Regions from separate parts of the Mus musculus genome. Here regions 2 and 3 are each linked to region 1. A link is a loop called in an ENCODE intact Hi-C map of the cell type or tissue named here. Cell type or tissue: left cerebral cortex. All regions are shown on one strand.

Region 1 (8,000 bases):
TATCATAGAACCTTTAATTTTTTCATCAAAATTGTTTCTTTATTTTTTAATAAAAGATAGAAAATTGAAAACATACCTAGACAGTCATACAAATGGTCTATGTTGTATTTGTTGCTGGATAGGCTAACACAGAAACAGTGTGTACACTTCTCTGGGTATGCCATGAATTTATGGTGTCACATACATTACAATTATTGATTCACATAAGTATTACAATTTCTGTACCAGTGTAACAGATTTTAGCTTGAAAGGACCATAAACTGAGATGTTCACTGTAGTTTAGAGCTGGCAGCTGGTGGGAAGATAAATTTGAAGCCAGAAGAGAGAGTAGGCAGGAGGCTCCTGCTGTTTCCAAAGAGGGTGTCCCTGGGTGATACATCTGCTGTGGGAACATCAAAACACACTTCATCATGGGATCCTCCACACAGACTTAATACTCATTTATTTGACTTTAAGTTTACTTGGCAAAGTAAAAAGAGACAAAGTGTTTTATTTCTATTATTTAAAAATGTGTCAAGATCCTACTTAATGTTGACTTACATGAAACACAAAGTAATAGCCCTCAAAATGTCTTTGTTAAAATATTCAAATATGTCATGGTGCTGCCTTACATGATAAAAGAGATTTTTAAAGTATTATTAAATTAGGTCTTAAATCCAGCATGGTAGCACACACCTTTAATCCCAGCATTTCGCAGGCAGAAGCAGAAGGGTCTCTAGTAAGTTGGAGGGCAGCCTGGTCTATATTATAAGTTTCAGACCAGCCAGATCCACAAAGTAAAACCTGGTCTGAAAATAAATAAGTATTTAAAAGTAAATTAAGAATTTTGAAATGGAAAGTTTTCCTTAGTGGTGTGAATGGACATAATATCTTGACATCATCCTTGTCAGTGGACAACAGGAAAGTCTTCACAGTGTGAGGGGTGTAATTAGCTCTCAGAGTTACAGCAATGCAAAATAAGGGAGACTCAGAAGGATAAGTATTGCCAATTTCATTTCTGGATGCTAAATTTTAGATAGGCCAATGACAGATGATTAGATACATACATACATACATACATACATACATACATACATACACACACACACACATACATGATAGATAAATACATAGATGATTGATAGATAGATAGATAGATAGATAGATAGATAGATAGATAGATAGATAGATGGATGGATGGATGGATGGATGGATGGATGGATGGATGGATAGATAGATAGATAGATAGATAGATAGATAGATAGATAGATAGATAGATAGATAGATAGATAGATAGATGTTAGATAGAACATGAAAGCAGGAGGCAGAGAGAGACTGGGAAGGAAAGAAATCAATTAGAGGAAGAAAGAGGTAACAAAAAGAAAACAGAGTGTGTGTGAATTAATATATAGTTCAAGTATATGTATACATGAAATAAGCTATCTTTATGAAGCTCTGAAGAATAAATAATAAAAAAATAAGAACAAGAGTTCCTGTATCTGTGTAGGAGTTAGATCATGCTGTACTTGTGCTTGTATCTACTCACTACACTAAATATAAAGATTTCCCTTCAATCTATGTCTTTACATAGAGCAGAACCTCTTCCTTTGAGAGCCAAACTTTATCTCACTGTGTATATCCACACATACTTTTAACTCATGGACCAGTTTGTAAAATTAGTTTGCTTCTATTTTATTTCCTTTGATAGTATGTTTTCTGGATCATAATTTCGTCTACAATAGGTCATCAACAGCAGAAAGGGTTCTCATTTCTCTGTGTTTGCCTGTATTTTTCATATTTAGTTTATTTGAAAATAGCAATTTTATTGGAGTGGGGTCATATTTTACTAAATTTTTATTTATATTTCAAACACACACACACACACATACACATAGCTAATGATACATAGAATCAATAAGAAAAGTTAAGAAGGCTTCCTTCTAGAATATCTGGAATAAGATGAAACGTCCCACTCTCACCTCTTTTATTTAGCATAGATCTGGAAGTTGTAGTCAGAGCTTAGACAAGAAAGAGAAATAGAGGCCATCAATTACCTTACCGTACATGTAGAAAAATTCTAATACCTCCAGCAAGAAAACGTTAAAACTGACTAACATGAATTGGAGAAAGGACAATCTTTTCAGCAAGTGATGCTGAGAAAATCTAGTCTGAATATGCAGATGAAGCTAGATGCCTGTTCCTCACCCCTATATAGTAAACTAATTTGTTGATTTTAGGAGATAGACTGTCCTTGTGTAGATGGTACTTACATTGTATCTGTGATTCTCCTGTGTTAGCTTTCCAAGTTCTGGAATTACACGCATATACTACCATGAGTTTACTGAATTCTCTCTCTCTCTCTCCTTTATCAGAAAACAGAATACAGAGACAAAGGGAGCATATGTGTTTGTCATGAATGCTTTTCATCTCATATTTTAAACATGCCAAATGGGGGTACAAACTTTTGTTGGTACATATTATTTTTATTTCTTATGTGAAAATCCTCCCATGATGGTAGGAACTTCCTGGGTCTCTGCAATATCATTTTCCATATGTCATTGTGTGCTCTGTATCTTGTGGGTGATCTGTGACTATTTCCTGTCCATGTGCTTCAAGTCTCTCTTTAAGAGAATGTCATGCCTGGCTCTACCGGGATGTTATACAAGAAACAGAGTTCAGAAGCAGTTCTTGCCCTACTAGCTTAGGGAATTTGTGATAACTAACAAGAACTTCACTTCTGTGTAATACATAATTCAAGGTCATTATTCTGTTGGTTTTTTTTATTACATATTTTCCTCAATTACATTTCCAATGCTATCCCAAAAGTCCCCCATACCCTCCCCCCCACTCCCCTACCCACCCATTCCCACTTTTTGGCCCTGGTGTTCCCCTGTACTGGGGCATATAAAGTTTGCCTGTCCAATGGGCCTCTCTTTCCAGTAATGGCCTACTAGGCCATCTTTTGATACATATGCAGCTAGAGTCAAGAGCTCTGGGGTACTGGTTAGTTCATATTGTTGTTCCACCTATAGGGTTGCAGATCTCTTTAGCTCCTTGGATACTTTCTCTAGCTCCTCCATTGGGGGCCTGTGGGTTTTTTTTTAAGTGAACCCTTTTGTGCCCTTAGTCAACGTAGTTGCTTCAAATAGAATATTGTCACACCCATCTCAAGTCCTTTCTAGCTCCTCACCTCTTAAATATCCTACATTTTTAGTTCTCTTCCTGAAGAGGGTGGTGAAAGTCCAGCCTCCAGAAAACTATCTTCCATCTCTCATTTCTCATTCCTAGACTTGCTTCCATATTGCATCAAATGACTAAATAGTCACATTTGTTTGACTCTTCATTTGTTTGTGTTTTAAGGGTGTGTCACTCTAGCCCATGGTGCCCTGGAACTACGTACCCAGGCTGGTCTTCAAATCAAGGCAATCTTCCTACATCAGCCTCCCAAATGCTGATTGTGGGTGCAAGCCACAAAGCCTTCTATTTATTTTTATAAATAGAAATGTATGTGCACTTGTATGTGTGTATGTGCACGTGAGTATGCACATTTGTGTGTGTAAGCATGTGTATATATATTTATTCCACTATTGCAATAGATTTAAGTGGAAAACAGTGAAAAAGGGTTTAAATCATGCTCAGTGTGTATTTGATACATAATTTACCTACTTTTTCTATGAATTCTGACTCCATTGATACCAATGGAAGAGACAATTTCTCCTGTTGAAGAATCAGACCTCTTATGCTTTGTGCTTCTGATATTAAATGTATTTTTCTACTTTGTTTTCCCTTTGTTATATATGTACATGTCTTCTTGTTACTACTAAAATATAATTTTGAGTACTCCATAGTTCTTAACCCTAGTCATCACAGTGAACATTCAGTTTTATTTAAGTTATTGCTCATTTTTAAGCTTGATAAATATTTTATCATCAAAAAGAATTATAAGCACCAAGCTAAGGATTTAATAATTAATATTGGTGGTCAATTCTTTCTAGTGTGACAAATCACAGTCTTATATTTCATTGAAAACAATAGTTAAAATTATCAAAGTACTTTTTGATTGGGCAAATATCATGCACACCATTTTTCTCACCAACCAATATATGTTCTTATTTAATGTACTAAGATAGGAATAAGTGCTTACATTCTAAATCTGTGTCTTGAAATATGCTAGCATAAAAAAAAAAAACCTGCAAATGTCAAGCTGGAAAAAATAAGATGGGACTAGTTGGTTGTCTCATGAAAACAATTAGTCAACTTCTCATGTGTGCCTGTTAGGTGGGGGAATCTAACTTTAACTAGGTGCCACCCACAATTTCAAGAAGAAATGTGCACATAATTCTACCAAACTCACTACAGTACCAAAAGAAAGTGAAATCCAGTCTGCTGTAGTTCAGAAGTAGTTCTTCAGAAGGTTAAAGTATTTTCATGGGCATAATTCTTCCTGATCGTTACTCTAATGTTCTAATAAAGTCAGAGGGAAAAATAACAGCTGCAGTTTTTAGTTTCAAAACTTTCATCTGAGAGTAATTAGGTGAGATGTGCTCCACCCAAGGAGGAGCTCAGGGTCCTTACCAAGTTACTGAGAAATCTGCCTAATGGTGTCCGAATACCATCAATCCCTCTGTCCAAAGGAATATAAATATATAGATATTTATAAATATTAGAGGATAGAAACATGTACTTCATTCATGAATGTTCTACATATAAAAATATTTAGCAGCCAATATTTACTTTAGTATTATCCTACCCATAGCTAAGTCTGTCTTTATTCTAAGGGATGGCTTTTCACATTCCCCCTTCTGTTTTATCACATGTCTCCTTCAGAAAAAAAAATGTAATATACATATGTGGCTGTAATAGCAACTCTGGTAAATGGCAAGATTATCTACAAGTCAATGCTGAACTCAAATAAAATAAATGTAAATTATTTATATTAGAAAATGTGTCATCAATGAACTAACGCAATAATGGTTGATTTGTTAAGTGATACTGTTATAGGAAAACAAGAAGTAATTAAAAATTTGAATTAGTCACATGTAACACCTGGGAAAATATCAACTTCTTATTTACGTAATTCTGTTTTGACAGATGAATCTGTATTTCATCTTTATTATGTTTTAATATTTTGAGAAGTAATTTGCATTCACAGAATGAATGAATTCATACTCTCACACATTACAAGCCTCACATGTCACTGAATCTTACTAATGGAGCACAATGTGCACTCAGTCTACAGCTCACTCTAGGGCCCTTGTCAAGTCCCCCATCTCGTTCATAACCATTTGTAAATTGGTTTCACTCATCCTTTGGATGAGTGCAATATATAGTGTAGATTATTAGATGTCTGCATTCTTGTACTCAACATTTTAAAAGGATTTTTAACATGTTGCTGTGTGTAATTATGGCGTTTCATTACAATTTCCAAATAGAATTCTACTGTGTGAATATATCATACTACTTTTATTCATTTTAAGCATCCAGATCATTCTTATTTTAAGACATGACAAATAAAATCATTGTGAAAATTCGTTTAATCTTTGTGAATACGTGTATGAGATTCTGCTGGTTATGATGCCCTGGAGATTCTTTTTCTACTCTGACTTTGAACATTCAAATATTGGTCACTGCTGTGGTCAATGGACAGATATAATTTTAACTGAATAAAAGTAAATTGTCTAGTTAAGAAGGATATATAAGAGAAGGTAAATCAAACTATGAACATATTACCAGACAGAAACACAAAAATAACTCATTCTTTTGTTCAAGTATCCACCTTCTCCATTACCATAAAATTACTCTTGTGAAATATGTATTATCATTCCCATGGTATTTTTAAACAATATAATACATAACATATATATGTCATATATATTAAATTCTTGCAGTCATAAAATATCTTTTATACTCTTTAGAGCATGCCTTTTCAGTAAATAGTTTTGTGGGGTTTTGTTTGTATTTTTGTTTTTTGGGGGGGTTGTTTGGTTGGTTGATTGGTTGGTTTTTTTTTTTTTTTTTTTTTTTTTTTTTGGTTTTTCGAGACAGGGTTTCTCTGTGTAGCCCTGGCTGTCCTAGACCTCACTTTGCAGACCAGGCTGGCCTCGAACTTAGAAATCCACCTGCCTCTGCCTCCCAACTGCTGGGATTAAAGGCATGCACCACCACCACCCGGTTAATAGTTTTTATAATATTCATTCATTTAATTTGTTTATTGGGTTTTTTTTTAAGTAAAACAATAAATGAGAAAGAGATTAATGGGTAGTGTATGGGTCAAGATTCAGTCAGAAAACTTAGAGTGGTGTAGCATGGGTGAGAGGAATTTCTTTGGGGATTTGGCTGGATGTGGGTCTGAGAGCTGAATCTGTTCTCTGAAACTGTTTTGCTTGTATCTGATGCTGGAGATAGAGGCAGGACATGGGAAAGGAAAATGGATTTTGAGTAAGTGAAGCAACTGTAACTATAATTCACACACATGATGTGGGACTTACAAGGGCAGCCTGAGACCAGTGTCAGTTCTCATAGCTCCTTTCTCTGGTAACCATGAGTTTCCTGCTGAGAGTGGGTGGGTCTTTACCACACCTGCCAGAGCAGCCTGAGAAGCTGATAGAAGTCTCAGGAAGGGCAGACCTCTTATCAGTGACAGCCATCATGGCAGACAGATCTGACTGCTGCTTCACCACCACCATTTTATTCTGGTCTTGTGTCAGCATCTAAGACTAACTGGAAGCATTCAAAGAAGGACAATCTAGAAGATACAGTTTTGCCTTGGTATCTAGAAGCATTGCAAAGATTGCAAAGGCAGAAACAAAAAATAAAAATGGGCAGATGCCATTTAAAAAGGGAGGAGGTGGTGGAGTGAGGAGTAGAGAAGGAGAAAGAGGAAGAGGAAGAAGAGGAAAAGGAAGGAAAAGGAGGAAGAGGAAGCAGAAGAAAAGGAGAAGGAGAGGAAGGAAGAAGAGGAAGAGGAGGAGGAGGAAAAGGAAGAGACGAAAGAATAGGAAGAGGAAGGAGAAAGAAGAAGAAGAAGAAGAAGAAGAAGAAGAAGAAGAAGAAGAAGAAGAAGAAGAAGAAGAAGAAGAAGAAGAAGAAGAAGAAGAAGAATTCTGATATTCTGATAGTAGCACTAACATTTCGAAGAAATAATCAACCTGTTCCCTTGAACAGGAGTCTGGATTTCTTCTTCCCAGCTTTGTGAACATAATTCACCCATTCCTATTCTGTTTCAGTTCCTGCTACTTCTAGGCACTAAGTCCTGAGTAGGTAATCTGTTTTCTGCCTTCCTTTTTTTTCCTCTTTAGTTTTGCTTTTAGAAGTAAAATTCATAAACAATGAATTTATGAAATTCTTAGGCAAATGGATGGATCTAGAGAATATCATCCTGAATGAGGTAACCCAATCACAAAAGAATGCACATGACCTAATGGATGGATCATAGGGCTCCCAATGGAGGAGCTAGAGAAAGTAGCCAAGGAGCTAAAGGGATTTGCAACCCTATAGGTGGAACAACATTATGAACTAACCAGTACCCCGGAGCTCTTGACTCTAGCTGCATATATATCAAAAGATGGCCTAGTCGGCCATCACTGGAAAGAGAGGCCCATTGGACTTGCAAACTTTATATGCCCCAGTACAGGGGAACACCAGGGCCAAAAAGGGGGAGTGGGTGGGCAGGGGAGTGGGGGTGGGTGGATATGGGGGACTTTTGGTATAGCATTGGAAATGTAAATGAGTTAAATACCTAATAAAAAATGGAAAAAAAATAAAAAAAAAAAGAAAAGGTTTTAAGATTGAAAAAAAAAAAAAAAAGAATGCACATGATATTCACTCACTGATAAGCAGATACTAGCCCAGAAACAGCCTACCCAAGATACAATTTTCAAAACTCAAGAAGGAAGACCAATGAGTGGATACTTTGTTCCTTCTTAGAACTTTGAACAAAATACCCATGGAAGGAGTTACAGAGACAAAGTTTGGAGCTGAGATGGAAGAAAGGACCATCCAGAGACTGCACCTCCCAGAGA
Region 2 (8,000 bases), 180 kb before region 1:
AAGTGGCCATACCATTCTACCATTCTAGAAACAAAGATTGAGGTTTTCCTTGCTCTATGGACTTACAAACTGCTCTGATTGGCTATCCTTTCCTTTCAATTGCAGCTCTTGTTGTGGGCATGAGGTCATATCACACAGCTTAAATTTACCTTTCTCTAAAGACTGGAGAGCTGTTTGTGAGTTCATTGCCTGTTTGTTTATGTTTTTGCTGAAGTAGCCATTGCTATCATCTGCACATTTTAAATTGGGTTGAAACCTTATTTATTTTCTGTTGTACACACTGCATATGAGTACCTTACTCCTTATATGACTTGCTGTGTTTTCTTTACATGCTCTGTTAATCTTTCCATGTTTATCTGTTTTTGAAGGGTTGAGGTTTTGAATTTTAATGCAGCCTAAGTTGTCACATGTCTTCATTATTGTTTCAATTTTAATGTATTATATTGCCTGTTAATACCTGTGAAGACTATTTCTTGTCTCTTAATTATTCTGGGAGCTCCCTTTTTACATTTATAGATATGTCTACAGTAGTCTTTATTTGAAAATCTTCTCTCTGCATAGGTTCCAGGAGCTTCAGTTAGCTGGCTTTCCTCATGCTCACATTCTTACCTCTTTGCATGTGTGGCAGCCTCTGATTGGGTGCTGGGTCTGAGGAATTTTGCTGTGCTGCACGGTAGATATTTGCATTCTATTCATATTTATGATCTTTGTTCTAATACATAGTTAAATTACTTGGAAACAGCCTGATCCTTTTAAGCCTTGCTTTTAAGATTTGTTAGGTAGTCCCAGAATAACATTTAGTCCAGGGCTAATTATCCCCCATACTGAGTCAAGACTTTCCTGTGTATTCTATCTAATGTTGTGCGAATTACAAGGTTTTTCCACATGGATGGGAACAACAGGCACAATTTCTGGCCAGTACAAGTGCCAGCTACTGTTCATGCCTGTTCAATTTGAATGTGAAATGTTCCCCACAGGATCCTGTATTTGAATATTTGATTCCCAGCTGATGGTGCTATTCTGAGAGGTTGTAGAACCTTTGAGGTGTAGGGCATGGGGGGGGGGCAGAAGAGTTTCCTGGGTGTTGGGGGCATGTCTTTGAGAGTTAGAGTTCAGCCCTGTTATTCTTCCAGGTAGTGGGACCTAGCTGTGTGCTTCTCCCAGGGACTCTGACAGGCCTTCCTTCATGATGGATTCTTGTACCTCAGAGCAAATATATACTTGTTGCCATTAGGATTTGTCAGTGTGATGAGAGAGGTTCATAATACACTGCTGGTTCTCCCACTGGGTCTTTCCCCATACTGACTATTTTCCTCATACACATGTGATAGCATTTAGACACATAAGAGGGACACTTCTCAGATGTCCAGAACTTTCTATTAAGCCTTGTGTCCTCTGAGGGGCTCATTGCTGAGAGCTCTAGCTGACTTTGTCTCCCAGAACTCTTAAAACTCTGTTTCCTCTTACAGCTGCTGCTGCTAGGGTTTGCCTGGATTACCACTTCTTCCTGAAGGTCTTAGCAACACTTCACAAGCTACATCTCTCCTCAGTGCTTTAATATTGGTCCCGGTTAGCCCATGTTAGGTCAAATGGGAAATCTGTAAAATGAAGTGTTAAAATCAAATAAGGTTCTATATAAAACTTTACATAGTCCAACCCTCCCGAAGTCCAAACAATGAATGACGAATAAAAGCGTCCCCACACAACAACATTGGAAGAATTTGTCAAAAGCAATCATAGGCAGATGAAAAATGATTCAGGAAGGCCTCGTATTTCTGAAAGGAAACATGAACAATTGAAGGCTCAGTCATTGGGAAAACACAAATTAAAATTTGTACAAAGCAACACTGCATTCAAAATATACATCTAAGTATATAATCCACTAAGCTTTGGGCATAGTATAATGAAGACACCAAGATTTTCTAAGATCTTTGCTCTCTTCATGACTTGGTGCTTCCTTCCAAAATCTGATAGGTCAAAGGTGTGAGGAGATGGTGCGGGCACTAAAGTGCTTGCCATACAAGTACTGGAACCAGGCTGTTGCATGTACCCATGCTTCTAGTCCTGAAAGATTTATAAAGAGACAGGGGAATACAAAGGGATCACTAATCAGCAAGTCTAACTGAATTGTTATGGATCAGATTCAGTGAGAGAATGGTCTTAAAAATTTAGGTAGAGAAGTGGTTGAGGAAGACATCCAGTGTTACCCTCTGGCTACCACATGTACCTGCACACACACACACACACACACACACACACAGAGAGAGAGAGAGAGAGAGAGAGAGAGAGAGAGAGAGAGAGAGAGAGAGAGAGAGAGAGAGAAAGAGAGAGAGAGAGAGAGAGAGAGAGAGAGAGAGAGGCACACAAACACAGGTACACACACACAGACTCACACAGGTACACATGCATACAGTCACATAAACATATCACAAAAAATGATCAAAACTGTACACAATTCAAAGTTTCACTATTGAAAGGACTTAAAATATATCCAAAAGCAGCAGAGAATTGGAAAATTAAATTATTTTCTTGTTTCATAATCAGCATGAAATATTTTTTAAGACCTTATGTCACTAGCATCTTAACACAAGAAAATTGATAGGGACAAAGCTAAAGAATAAAATTTTGAGATCTATTTTCTCTTGATATATGTATATATAAAATAGCAAGGACCAAAATAATCTGCATACCATCTCTCCCTGGCTCTAACCATCATCAATCCATACATTGTAATTTCTCTGAAGCTAGGAAAGGTAAAGTAATCAATAAGTTATCATAGCTTTGGTGATAGCGTTTTCTGTCTCTCTCTCTGGATGGTGCATGAGCGTGTCTGAAAATGGTATAACTTATAATTGGCTGAATGTGACTATAATAACTTACTATGGACACCTGCTTTACATATTAATAGATAATCTTTCTTCCTTTCTTCTTTGACAGGTTCTTATGTGTATATAATGACTTTAGTAGACTCACCCTTACTTCCTTCTCTCATTCCTCTCCCTCTACTGACACCCCTCTTCTTATCGAATTTCCTTCCTAAATTGATGCCTTTTGCATGCCCCCCTGAGTTTAAGTAAAGTTGTTTGCATGACCGTGGGTTGGAGCTTATTTGCTGGAGCATGGACTACACTACTGGGAAAAATGGTAACCTTCTCCCAGCAAGCATAGGGAGGCTCGGAGCTTCCTGAGTCCATTGCCAATAAAGATGAAATGCAGATGGGTCCAGTCTTGTGCAGGTGATGACAGCTGCAGGGAGACTATAAGTGCAAAAAGACTATGTCATGTTCAGAAGACCCTTTATCTCTGACATTGTCTCTCCCCCTTCTTCCATTAGCTTCTCTGAGGCATCGAGGAGGTGAAATAGATCGACACTATTCAGTTATAAAACTAAACCCTAGACAGTTTCTGAATAACAAGGCATGGGAATTGGGGAATGAACAAAGTCTTTAAGAACATCTATTTCTCTTATGACACATGAATTGTGGAGTTGCCACAGACATTGATGCCTTACTTTTTTAGGAACTCCTCACCCTCACTCAATGCCAAATTTTACTCACACAAAATCACCAAGTCTGCTGAAAGCCTCAACAAAAACACGGATGCCTTTGGGATAGAAGGAAGTGACCTTTGACATGTTGGTGGACATGAAATGAAACAAATGCAATAAACACTCTGGAGTACAAAGGTCAAGGATTCAGTGCAGGCAGGAGGATGCAGACTGAAATGGTCACAGTGGCTTGGATTCTTGAAAATGTCTGAAATTTGGAAAGGAATCATTAGTTATACTTAACCAATATAATTTTGACTTCAAAGAACAAAATAACATCACCAGATACCTTGTAAGAACATTTTAAAAATTCACCTTTTGTACTCCAGCTGCTGTGAAACTATTTTAGAATATGGAGAATAAAAAGCAATTGACATGGAACGCTATTCCAGGAGCCCATTTGGATCTGAATATACACTGGGTGTTGACACAAATAGTTACATTAAAACATGGGTGTGTGGAGAATTATCACGAAACATCATATAATGCAGGTGTAAAGCCAGAGCTCACGGTACATGCCTGTAGTCCTGAGCTTAGGGAGGACAATAAATTTAAGGTCTGTGGGCTACAGAGACCCTGGCTCAGTCAGTCAGTCAGTCAGTCCACCAAAGAAAGAAGTTGCACGCATTTTTTTAGAATTAAAAATTTGATGGCAAATGTACTTTAAAAAAGGAAGACTCGAAAGGCAAAATAGTAACATAGAGGATTACAGTCTTAGTGTTATGCTCATTGAAACAATATGATTCTGTCTTTATCTCATTTTAACAACTAAATAGGGCAAGATTGTGAAACACCAGGATTCTAAAAGACAGCTGGAGGCATTTTATGCTAATTTTAGATGTTTCATCTCTATTTTCATTTTGAGTCTTTAAAGAAATTCATACATGAGTACATTTCATATACGTCATTTTCCCCTCTCCTCCATGTCAACTCCTCCCACACCCTACCAACTCTTCTTGAGCTAATGTGTTCTTCTATAATAATTATTGTTAGATGCATATACAAACACATCCTCCTCCGTCTCCTCCTCCTCCTCCTCCTCCTCCTCCTCCTTCTTCTTCTCCCTCTGTATATATACAAGTATGCATAATGCATAGACACACACACATATATATACATACATATATATATTATGAAAACATACATGCAATATGTGTTTTAAGTAAGCTTATAAAATAATTAGGTTCTCTATGGATTTCTCAGCACCATTGTAGTTATTTATCCCACCTGTTCTTCTGATTTGTCTTCTGAACTCCTTCACCAGTTATCTCTCCTTCCCTTTCCTCCATTCTATAACTTCTCCTGCTCCCCCTCTTGCATGTAATTGTCCCATTCTATTTTTTCAATTTCTAACTTTCCATTTTAAACACTCAAATGTAAAGATTCAAAGCTAGGATCCAAAACTAAGAGAGTACATGCAATATGGTATCTGCCTTTCAGGTCTGGGTTAACTAACTTAATGTAATATTTCTCAATTCTGTAGATCTCATTTCCATTTACATCTAAGTAAAATGCCATTGTGTGTGTGTGTGTGTGTGTGTGTGTGTGTGTGTGTGTGTGTGTGTGTGTGTGAAAGAGAGAAAGAGATAGACAGACAGACAGAGGCAGAGAACTTCACTTTTACTATTTATTCATGAATTGATAGGTATCTAGGCTCCTTCCTTTTCCTGTCTATTATAAACAGAGCAACAATGACAAAGCTAGTAACTGTGGAGTGTGTTGCAGAGCCCTTTTGGGCTAATTTTTGAGGAAGACTAAGTTCATTTGTTTCTTAATTGACATTAAAGTTAACATACAAAGCAATAGATTTCATAGTGGCATTTTCATACACAATCTGTCCTTTCCTGTACCCCTGTTTCTACTCCCACCCATCTTCCATCCCCCTCTTTCTCATCCCCTTCTTCTCATCCATTTCACTGTCCTCTTTTTTCTCCTCTCCCTCCATGTGATCTCTTCTTCCCTTCCAATAATGCCTCTTGTTTATGCCAAGTTTTAACACATTCTTTCCAACCCTTATGAAACATTGTGTAAAGGGTGGTAGTATGTGATTTTACAATCAGAGAGTGAATCTACATTTTTATTCTTTAGAGTCTATCTATGTTCAAATACATTGGCTATGAAGTTAAAATTGAATTCTTTCAATTATACTACTGAGGTTCGCTTTTTGAGCCAGTAATTTTCCTTCTGAAAATTGGCTTTAAAATAATGTAAAATTTTTGAAAGCTATAATCATGTAAACATAGCAACAGGATTTAGTAATAATGTTCTAAATAATTTGCTGTGTTTTAAATAATGTTATTTATTAAATCTTGATTCGTGTCCTTAGTTGGGGAGGAGCTAGCTGTCTGAACCTAGCAGTGTGATGTGGAGATTTTTGGGATTAGTATGCATAAGTGCTCAGTGTATAGAATCACAGAGAGCGAGTTTTTAAAATGTAGCATGTGCTTATAAAAGTTAGTGAGCTAGTATTTTAAGGATCATAATTTTTACCTTAGACACTGAAACATTTAAATACAGCTTCTGTTTTCCACACTGATGTTCTTTTATTACTTTTATGATAAAACAATAACATCCATGTCCAGCAGTGGACAAAACAACTCAAGGAGAACCATCAAAAGGAGTCAGAAGCTGCGGGGTGATGTGATGAATAATTACTGAGGTCTGAGTTACTAGGACAGAATCATGGGGTAACTTCAGCGTGACTTCAGAAAGTGAATATTGTTTCGGTTGACAGAATGTTATTCTGAATTCAGGCTGGGGAGTAGTTTCTAACATTATCCATCACTGAAAAACAAAAACAAAAACAAGAAAAGAAGAAGCAGGTATTTAAGGACCATATCATCTGCATGGGCCCTTTACTCTCTTGCTATACTAGAAGCAGAATTGGCCTAAGTGTTCTAGATAAGGCAGTGGAGAAGAGGAGATGTCTCGTGTTTTTGTTCTAAAAGATCTAAGTTTCACAATGTGTCTCTTTTACATCCCTCCTAGCATTTCCTTCTTTTCTTCTCTCCTTAGGGAGGGAATGGCATATGATAGTAAATGGTCACAAGAGGCCCAGAGAGAAACGACTAGTAAAGCATGCACATCTCCAAGCAATTCTTTGGTTCCATTATCTCTACCATCAGTCTCAGAGGCAACAGATACTCAAAGTCAGCTTGATAGTTCTAAGCTCAGTACAGTTGGAAATGAATTTATTGGGATGCTACATCTCTAAATACTGTCCTGCTCTGGAGGTGACTTTGTCTGTGAGCATTACATCCTTAAGTCAACACCGAGAGTTAGTTAGAACATGAGTAAGCACATGGGAGTGGGAGTGTTCTTTTCAGAATCTATGGATTTGATCAGAATAAACAATTTACTTTGGTGAGACTTTTCCAAGGCATTAAAACATTGCAGGTCTTCTATTTATGAATAGAATAAAAACCAATTACACATTTGAGATCAGGGATCAGGGTGGGATCTCCATGATTGTCTCGGTTTCCGGGATGATGACACCTGTAAGTCACATTATAATTTTCCTAAATCCTAACATTAACCAAATGGTGATACAACAGCAATGCAGGGAGTATTGTTTGCTTGTGGAGGAATGACCTGAAATCATCCCTGCTCAACTCATCACTAAGGTAAGAAGTGTAAACATATTAGGGACTTTCCAACCGTAAGCTGTACTTTCTCTGTCCACACAGCCTCCCGACTCACTGAATAAAATAGCCATCACATAATGGCACTTTCTACTTGCTGAAATTTGGTCTTAAAGCGAAGCGTAACTTTCTGAATAATTATTTTCGGCTTGTAAATGGTGTCTCTCTACCCAACCAAGCATATAACAAGAAGATGGAGATGAGCCCGCTTTCACTTCATTTCCCTTCTTTGTAATTGACAAGCTCTCGCTGGGTGTCAACTTTAAAAGATGACAAATCCTAAATCTTAGAGGACCCAATTCAATAGTTCAGCTCTCTAAATTGTTTGCAAATTAATCTACATTTTCAAATGAGTCAGGCATGAAATATAAGATGACATCTATATTACGAAAATATTAATTTCCTTGTCTTTTTTTTGCCAAAGACAAAAGATACATTTAAAATATCCATTCTGTTAAGATTTAACAAATGAACATACGTATGCATTTAGTGGCTTGGAATTTTCTAATTTATTTTACACTAATTCATTTCCATCTACTTAATGCAGGTTATTCAGTTTGTAAATGTTCTGTGCATTGATGAGGGGAAATTAAATTCGTGAAGTATTTTCACTACATCACATTTTTAATGAAGGCTTATTTGTGTTCAACATGTGAAGTAACTTGACTCCTGCTGGTCTATGGCCTAGTGTGAGCCCTCTCTTCAAGTAGCCCTGGTCTCAGTTTACCCATGTGTAAGTAAATGCTGCTGTGTTGTTTTCATGCAAGCTAATTGGTAGTTGGTAAGGGCTCCGCACATTAGAAATTAGAAAA
Region 3 (8,000 bases), 210 kb before region 1:
GACAGTTCTCTGGAGCTCAGTGGCTAGACACCTAGCCTACATGGAAAGCTACAGGCTGGTGAGAAAGTCTGTCTGAAAAGCAGGTGTACAGAACCTAATGAGTGACCTCTGAGGTCTTCCTCTGGTTCCTCATATGGGTATATACACATACAAATAAAAAATAAAATCATGGGATGGTGACATGGCTCATCAGGTAAAAGAACTTGCTAGATAATCCTAGAGACCTGTACTCAATCCCTAAGACCTATAGGATAGTTAATGGAAGGAGCTGACTCTACAAAATTAATTGCTAACTTTGACATACATGCCTTGGCATCCATATATCAACATTTACAGACATTCAATAAAAAAACACTTATACACATATTAAGAAGAAAAAATTAAAAATTATATGTTTACAATTTCAATGTGATGGGTTTTTTCTATGCACATATTAAGGAATCTTTAATAAGGTAATTATAATATTCATGACCTTACACCATTATTTTGTGTTTACAAGGGGGTAAAAATATTTAAGATTGACTCATAGGAAATATCAAGTGTGTAATCTAGTGTTATTAGTCCCAGTCATTATTATTTCCTACTATATCTTATCTCTAGAACCTAATGTCCAACAGATCTGATTCTGTGTCCTTTGACCAACATGTCTCCTTTAAAGGTAAAACTATGTTTTTCCAAAGTCTTTGTCTCCTTTTTAATGAAGTTTATGTTTACAAAGTTATGTTTATGAAGTGAATAAGGTATATTTGTCTTCTATTTCAGAGACACATTAAGGATCAAATATAAAATCCACAAACAACTGCAAATCTGCTTCTCCTTTCTGGGATGCCATTTGGTACTTTTCCTGGGATTATCACAATGAAGACACCAGATATTTATGTGTCAAGTTGAAACTATCATGGAAGAGTTTTGAAGAGTTACTCAAATAATCAGTAATATCACTTGATTGTTTTATCTAGGTGTGATTTCAGAACATTACACACTTAGGTGATATTACTAGTCCAAGGTTGTTCTTTGTGGAAAATACAAATGAATGGAATTATGAAGAGGAAATCTTCTACACTCTAAAATTTGAAGGAAACTGTTCATAAATGAGTTCTTATTTCAAGACTTAATTTATTACTTAGCTGACATCTGTGCAAATCATAAATCATTTTAGAAAAACATGGGCAATGGTGAGTCTTCAGAAGCTAGAAAATTTTATAACTGGATAGTTTTCTTAAAACTAGTTCTTTTAAAAACAAGGATTTTTATTCAAGAAAATTATTATGCACGATTCTTTTATAATTTTCCAATTTCCTCTTTCACTTTTTGTGGGTAGAAAACATACAACACTCAATGTTATGAGGTTCTGAAGATGTACATGTATGTGGCTTATCTCAAAGAAATTACAAATGCCATTACTCACATGATACAGATATACTATAGCTTGACTTTTGGCTACTTTGTAGGTTTTTTATTCCACCCTTCTCCATACTCTTCTTCCACCCTTTCAACTCCCTAAGACTAAGTAGGAGAGAAAAAAAAGGACTGAGGAGAAAGGAGGCAAAGACATTGTTAGATTACTTCCTGCTGATTAGGGGTGTTGAGTGCCTTAAGGCAAGTTTGATCTTCACAGCTAGGATATCTAATTTTTTTCTTTTTGGCTTTTCACACACACCTACTTGACAAACTGCAACAAACCAAAAACAACACTAACAACTGTCCAACCAGTTACCTCCTATCCTGGCTGTAGCATTTACATATCCTCTGAAAAATCCCCAAAATTCCAAATGTCACACACTTGCAGAAACTATCTGCAGCTGGAAAAAGCATGTTCCTGATAAAACATGAGGCAAATCATAGACACCTGCAATGAAGCAGTCCCATATACCTACACCTGGGATATTAAAATGAAAATATATTTCCATAATATATCTATATATATTTTAAAAGAAATTGAAAATCTTACTACTAAATACTGTTGTGTGTGCCTTATATCTGTGAATAATTTGATTGTTCCACCAACCTTACAACTCTGCAATGGTCTCCAGTTTCCATGTAGGGAAGCAGGCACTGACAGTTAAGTGATAAGAGCTCATAACTGGGAGGTGGAGGAATCAGAATCTGGATCCAAGATAGAGGCATAGCTAAAGATTGAGAGCTGTGCTATAATGCTGGAGACCCTCAGCCTTGAGTAAGGACCAAGCCCATGATAGCAGAGGACACTGAAGAGTAATGGAGTACTGCTGAATGGGTAGCCTCATATTTATCCTCCTGAAGCTCACATGGGGTCCACAGTTCCCTTACTGCAAACTCTACCGTCTAATTTCAGGGTTATTTCCTAGCTGTTTCCCCTTTTGTTGCATGCTCAGTGTCAGTTGTTTCCTTCCAAATAGCTCTACTATTGCTGTAAACAAATCAAGGCCTCTGGGGTTACACTTGCTCATCTGTAAGCATTACAGCTCCCTTCTTCCTGATATGCTTGAACAAGGATTTATCTTCCAGACAAGTTCATATAGAAAGGCATCATTTTCAATGCCCAGCATCAGCTCTGACTGGCTCATCTGACATGTCTCCCTCCTCAATGGCTCCCACCTAGTGCCTTCCGTCTCGGCAGCCTCGACAAAACACTGGAACGCCTCAAAGATACTGTTCAGAATCTTTATTCTTCTTTCTCCCTCTTCTTAGGACTCCCAACATTAGAAATACTCTCTACCTGGCTGTACCCTACGTGAGGATCTTAGACCTTGTGCATGTTGTCTTATTTGTTAAGACTCTTAGATAGTGAATTATATAATTCATCCCAACCAATCCTAAATGCCACAGCATGTACCCTTAGAGGACAGCATAAAAGAGTCGGGGCATGCCAAAAGGGAAGGGGAAAAGGAAGAAGTCCTTTGATCATAGTAGAACAGGTTGGAGTAAACCAGCCACAAGCCAAAGAATATCATGGCCACCAGAAGCTAGAACAGACAGGTGTAAACTTAAAATGAACCTCCACAGGAAGCCAGGGCCTGTGTCCCAGCTAGTATCTTGATTCCAGCCAAGACATCTGCTCTTTGGAAAGGTGAGACAATGTTTTTTCTTATTATTCAAAATTAACTCACGTGTTGCAATTCATTGATGGCTGATAGCAGCCAGAGAAAACTACTCCAAAGTCTTCAGTGTTGGTCAGATTTTATCAACTTGAAACTAGAATCATCTGGGAAGAGGGACCCTCAACTGTGGAACTACCTCCATCTGATTGACCTGTGGGCATGTCTGTGGGCAATCTTTGGATTAATGATTGATGATGGAGAGTTCAGCCCATGGTGGCCAGTGCACCTAGGCAGGTAGACCTAGGTCCTGTAAGAAAAAAAACCCTCCCTTAATCTGTCTATATCCAAAAATGGTGTCATTTTCAAAGTGCCTGGTTAGAAACTGTAAGCACCATGGGGTTCGTGGCACCTTTCCATCCTGTGTGGGGGAGAGAGGACTCCCCACATCTAAGCCATTAGCACATTTTGTCAGGTTTGAGAGTACTCGGTACACAGGACCAGACTAACTCTGACGTTCTCTCACTGTCTGTCCTGTGCATGCCTTACTCAGCTTTTGAGTTTATAATTGTGCATTGACATGCATGAACAATATAAAAACTAGGATGGTGTTGGTAATCTATACCTAGTCCCTTCCTTCATCATTCCATTTGCCAGGAAGCCCCACTTTCCCTTAGCTGAGGATCATAGGTACATCATTTACCTGTTTTCCTTTAAAATAAAAATACAATTTCACATCTGCTTGCATTCCTAGATGTATATCACTTTGAGCTTAATTATTTTAATTTCATTTTAAATGGTATCAAGTTGTTAAGGCTTGGACTTGCTTTAATTTATACTTCTAAGTCTTAAGCATATTCATGTTACTATGGGTGATGGTTTTTGGCTGCTGTATAATTTGTTAGTGCATAAGTGACTGTGCTACAGTAACCCATCTGCATCTGTGTTGTTTCTATATTTTTCTTTTGTGACTAATGCTTCTGTACTTGCTCTTGGGCTTAGCTACTGTTACTTGACTTTGGGGAAGGATATACTTAGCACCAAAATTGCTGAGTCATTTTCTAGTCATTGCTGTTTTCTAAGTGGACCTCTTATCTCCATGTACACCTCTATCATAGTCATCTAAGACACCAGCCTTGGTGCCTGAATTCCCATATAGCATATTTTATGACCCCCTTCTAACGTCGATTTTCCCCCTCACATTATATCCCAGCCACACTGACATTCTCTCTGTCCACTCAAGTCCTGTGCTCTGCTCTACTTCCGTACTATTGTGTATGAGCTTTTTTAAAGCCTGGACCATCCCTCCTGTGTCTCCAGTGTTCAACCTTCTATTCCATTTCAGTCTTATCATAAACCTTATTTTCCTTAAAATAAATAAATGGGGCTGACTACACTTTGCATTGTTGAATTGCCATTTATTCTCTCTTGCAAAATTCTTTCACGACTTTATAATAGGTGTCACATGTTGTGTTATTTATTTCTTTTTCTTCTCTAGACAATAAAGATTCAAAGTTCAAGGACTGGTATCATCTTGGTCTAACAGCTTGGCAAACTGCCTGCACTGCACAGACCAAACCATGAGGATCTGCCAGGAAGCTTTGCTTTCTTTCTTTCTTTTTTTTTAATTATAAAAAGTCATATTATAGAACAACCTGTTTTAAACCAAGAATATTTGTCATTCAATGAAGGTTTCTTAAACCTCTCCCTTAATAAATGAATGGATATATATGTGCTATGGAGAAGGTGCTTAGCTACAGTGTTCTATAACAACATGGGGAGAAATTGCCTCATACATTCAAGAATGCTATTACACCTGCTCTCAACACTCCACACAAGAATAATCAAGTTTGAGACAACTTGGTAAGGTATCAGCTTTCTCTCTTATTACCTGCTCTGACACCTTAGCTCCTGTGGACACTTATCCCAATTAACAACTCTAACCAATCTGCCTGGCACAATGGAATCCAGATCTCTAATTCCTCCATTTCATCCATTATAACTACATTCCCTACTTTTTGCATGCATTAATTATAAGTACATTCTTGTATCTTTTTCTACTGCAAACAGGCTGTAAAGTTTACCCAGTTCCTTAAGTTATGCCTGCTGCTTACCCCGAGTCCTTCCCTATATTCTTAGCAGTCCCAATGTTTTCCTTAGGGTTTCTGTCCATACTTAACCACTGGTTTTATTATGGTTTGAGCAATGCTTTCTTCATAAGGACACCATGCTCAGAGGGCTCTAACTCCACAGTGTGTATTCACTCATCAACTGTTGTCTACCATGTTTTTTAATCCATTTACATTCACTTTTCACCTGAGTTCCAGATCAGATCTATCTTGAAAACATCACTTCTGACTTCTGTGTATTTAAAATTAGCACTTGGATGGCAGTTACCTCCTTTCTCTTCTCAAAGTGTTCCTTTTGCTGTGGCAGAAGGATACACATTTTCTGATTACCACACCCATTCAAAAATCATATGTTTGCTGCAGGACACAGGACAATACAATTTCCATACAGAATGCCATTTGCAGGATGATTCTTTCTTTCATTTTCCCATAAAACATGTGTTCAGGAAAGCAACCCATAATTGCCCTTGACCCATTTTAAAGCTTGGCCATAATTTACAAGTAACGCAATCACAGCATTATGTGTAGTTTGTGAATCACGAGTCATCAGATTATATTAGACTTTTAAAATCACTAAAATGGTGACTAGAACTTGAAAACTAAATATGAATGTGAACTTCAGTATCAGTAAATTGCAAAATTCCCTAAAGGCTTGCATTTTCAATATCTCCTTGAGGGATCTTTTTACCATCTCCTTATGCTTGAGGATGAAGAGGAGTTTAAGTTATCTTGGAGAAGCATCTATCATGAACCACAAGTGAAGTTCACTGGGTTATATGCTCGTACTCACCCCCAGCCCCCATCATTTACACATGGCCAGATTCCTCTTGAGCATAAAACTAATTCCATTCATGCTCTGGGCCAAGTGCTAATTTGCATAATATATCTTGCCTTGCCCAGATGCCAAGAATAGATTAATAATTTGATGTGAGGAATGGCGAACAATTCTTTGGGAAATTTTCAACTGTTATTGCTTTGGAGGTACTTCAGTTACAGATTTAATATCAACTAACATGTTGATCCAAACGTGTTTGGGCCACAGGAATACATATCATATAAATACCAAATTTTGTATTTAAAATATGGCAGTAGTGTCCAACATTTACTGCATCTTGACAGGTGGTAAAAGGGATCTATGGATTTATTCATGATCACATAAAACCTCTTAACTGCCATTGTTAGCACCAACCCCATAACCCCATAGGAGGGTTTCTGGAAATACCTTTGAGTTTTTCTGGGTGGAGCACATGCTTGGGTGTGCAGAGTGGAATCAAAACTGGGCTGGAATTATTTTTGGCCTCTGTCTATTATCCTCACGTCTCACATCCTTCGGTGCCCAAAGCACATTCATATAAAATGCATAATTATTTGGTTCAGGTGTTATTTGAAGGCCACTTCTGTATCATCAAAACGAGAGTTAAAATGCCAATTATTTTTCTGTTCTGAGAAGCTATGCTCATCCCAACAGCATCCGTCACTAATATTGAGCAAGTATATGTATCTCAATAAGGCTTTCACTAATAAACTGTCTTTTGGCAAGGGCTTGAAGACCACAACAAAGTGGCTGGAAATTCCTTAGGAAGAAAACATTTGAGCTTAGAGGGTTTATGAAAACTGACACTTTGTTGCAGTTTTTCCAAGCAAATTTAACTGCCTGTCATGCAGACAAGGGTTGCCATGGTAAGCAGTTTTTGGAATAGGTAAACCAAATAACAGTGAGATGGAGCATGTGTGAAACTCCTGGGAAAGGGAAGTTCAGGTTGCCTAGAGCAAGAATAACTTCAGTATTTAAAATCAGGAAGAGCGCAACACACTCCTCCCTAATGTGGTCCTGACAAATGTCTATTCTTCTCTGTCAGGCAATTTCCTTCCAAAACGATTAGTATAGGAATCACTAAGGTTTAGTTGAAGAAAAGATTGGATCAGAGTACTATTGCTAGTCACTGGTTAGGATAACTGTTTCATGTCTAGGGTGGGGTATGACTGCACATTTGCATGTTTCTGTGCAGGTACATCCACACGTGCATGCATGGGGGATGACAGTTGGCATCTGTTGTCTTCTGTCGTTATCCACCTTCTGTGTTAAGACGGGATCTCTCTTTATTTACCCTGGATCTTGCAAACTTAGTTGCACTGGCTGGCCAGGGAACCTCCAGTCTAGGTTTGGCTCTGCCTCTCAGTGCTGGTTTTATAGACTGATACCACCTTCTACAATTTTTATGTGGGTCTGAAGGACCTGTACTCTCTGTGTTATGCTTATGCTGAAAGAACATACCCATGAACCATTTCTCCAGGCCCTAAGTTGTTTTTTTTCCTAATAACAACAACAATAATAAATAGTAAACAACTCTAGCAAGCATTATTTTAATGCCAGGCTGGAACACAATTTCAAGTCAGATCTATCCAAACATATCCAAAAGATAAGGAATATAAACCCCATAACTGTGATAATGCTAGCATAATTTCTTAGTCTTTCTCCTAGTTATCTCCAACTCAAATAGCATCATCCCACTTGACTTGATTTAGGGCAGCATGTACCCAAATAGACAAAAACCTTATTGCACACTTCTAGACAATTTCCTCTTTTTTTAGATGCATTATTTCACAGTGTTTTATCTACCCTAAGAGCCTTTTACATCCCCTATGTGCTGCTGGCTTCTGCTTCTAATCATGAAAAACTCTACCTCAAAGCCTTATGCTTCGGTCACCTGCCTTGGGCAAACATGTGCCGACTAATAGCTCTCATTCCATGTCTGAACCCCTCCCCCTCAATACTGTGAGCTCAGCATGAGCTGAATTGGCCCTTTGTACATAAAATCTTTTGAATGACAGGCATTGGCAGGAAACAAATGAA

Evidence for each region. A loop is a pair of places that touch in the nucleus more often than their neighbours do. Peaks named below come from ENCODE experiments on the same cell type or tissue, not always from the same donor. Only the 100,000 strongest peaks of a DNase experiment are listed, where the experiment ranks them.
Region 2: a loop joins it to region 1, with 2.2 times the contacts of the local background. A loop is called at or near these places in 2 of 42 quality-filtered maps.
Region 3: a loop joins it to region 1, with 14 times the contacts of the local background. A loop is called at or near these places in 2 of 42 quality-filtered maps.

The regions. Positions count from the first base shown.
Region 1 is chr2:116,229,248-116,237,247 of GRCm38, reverse strand. No RefSeq gene overlaps it. Among named protein-coding and RNA genes, the nearest start is that of 2810405F15Rik, 160 kb to the right of the region's middle. In left cerebral cortex, no CTCF peak of the experiment used is centred here; DNase peaks (open chromatin) are centred at 326 and 4,251.
Region 2 is chr2:116,408,578-116,416,577 of GRCm38, reverse strand. No RefSeq gene overlaps it. Among named protein-coding and RNA genes, the nearest start is that of 2810405F15Rik, 340 kb to the right of the region's middle. In left cerebral cortex, no CTCF peak of the experiment used is centred here; a DNase peak (open chromatin) is centred at 4,441.
Region 3 is chr2:116,440,336-116,448,335 of GRCm38, reverse strand. No RefSeq gene overlaps it. Among named protein-coding and RNA genes, the nearest start is that of 2810405F15Rik, 370 kb to the right of the region's middle. In left cerebral cortex, no CTCF peak of the experiment used is centred here; DNase peaks (open chromatin) are centred at 3,531 and 3,984.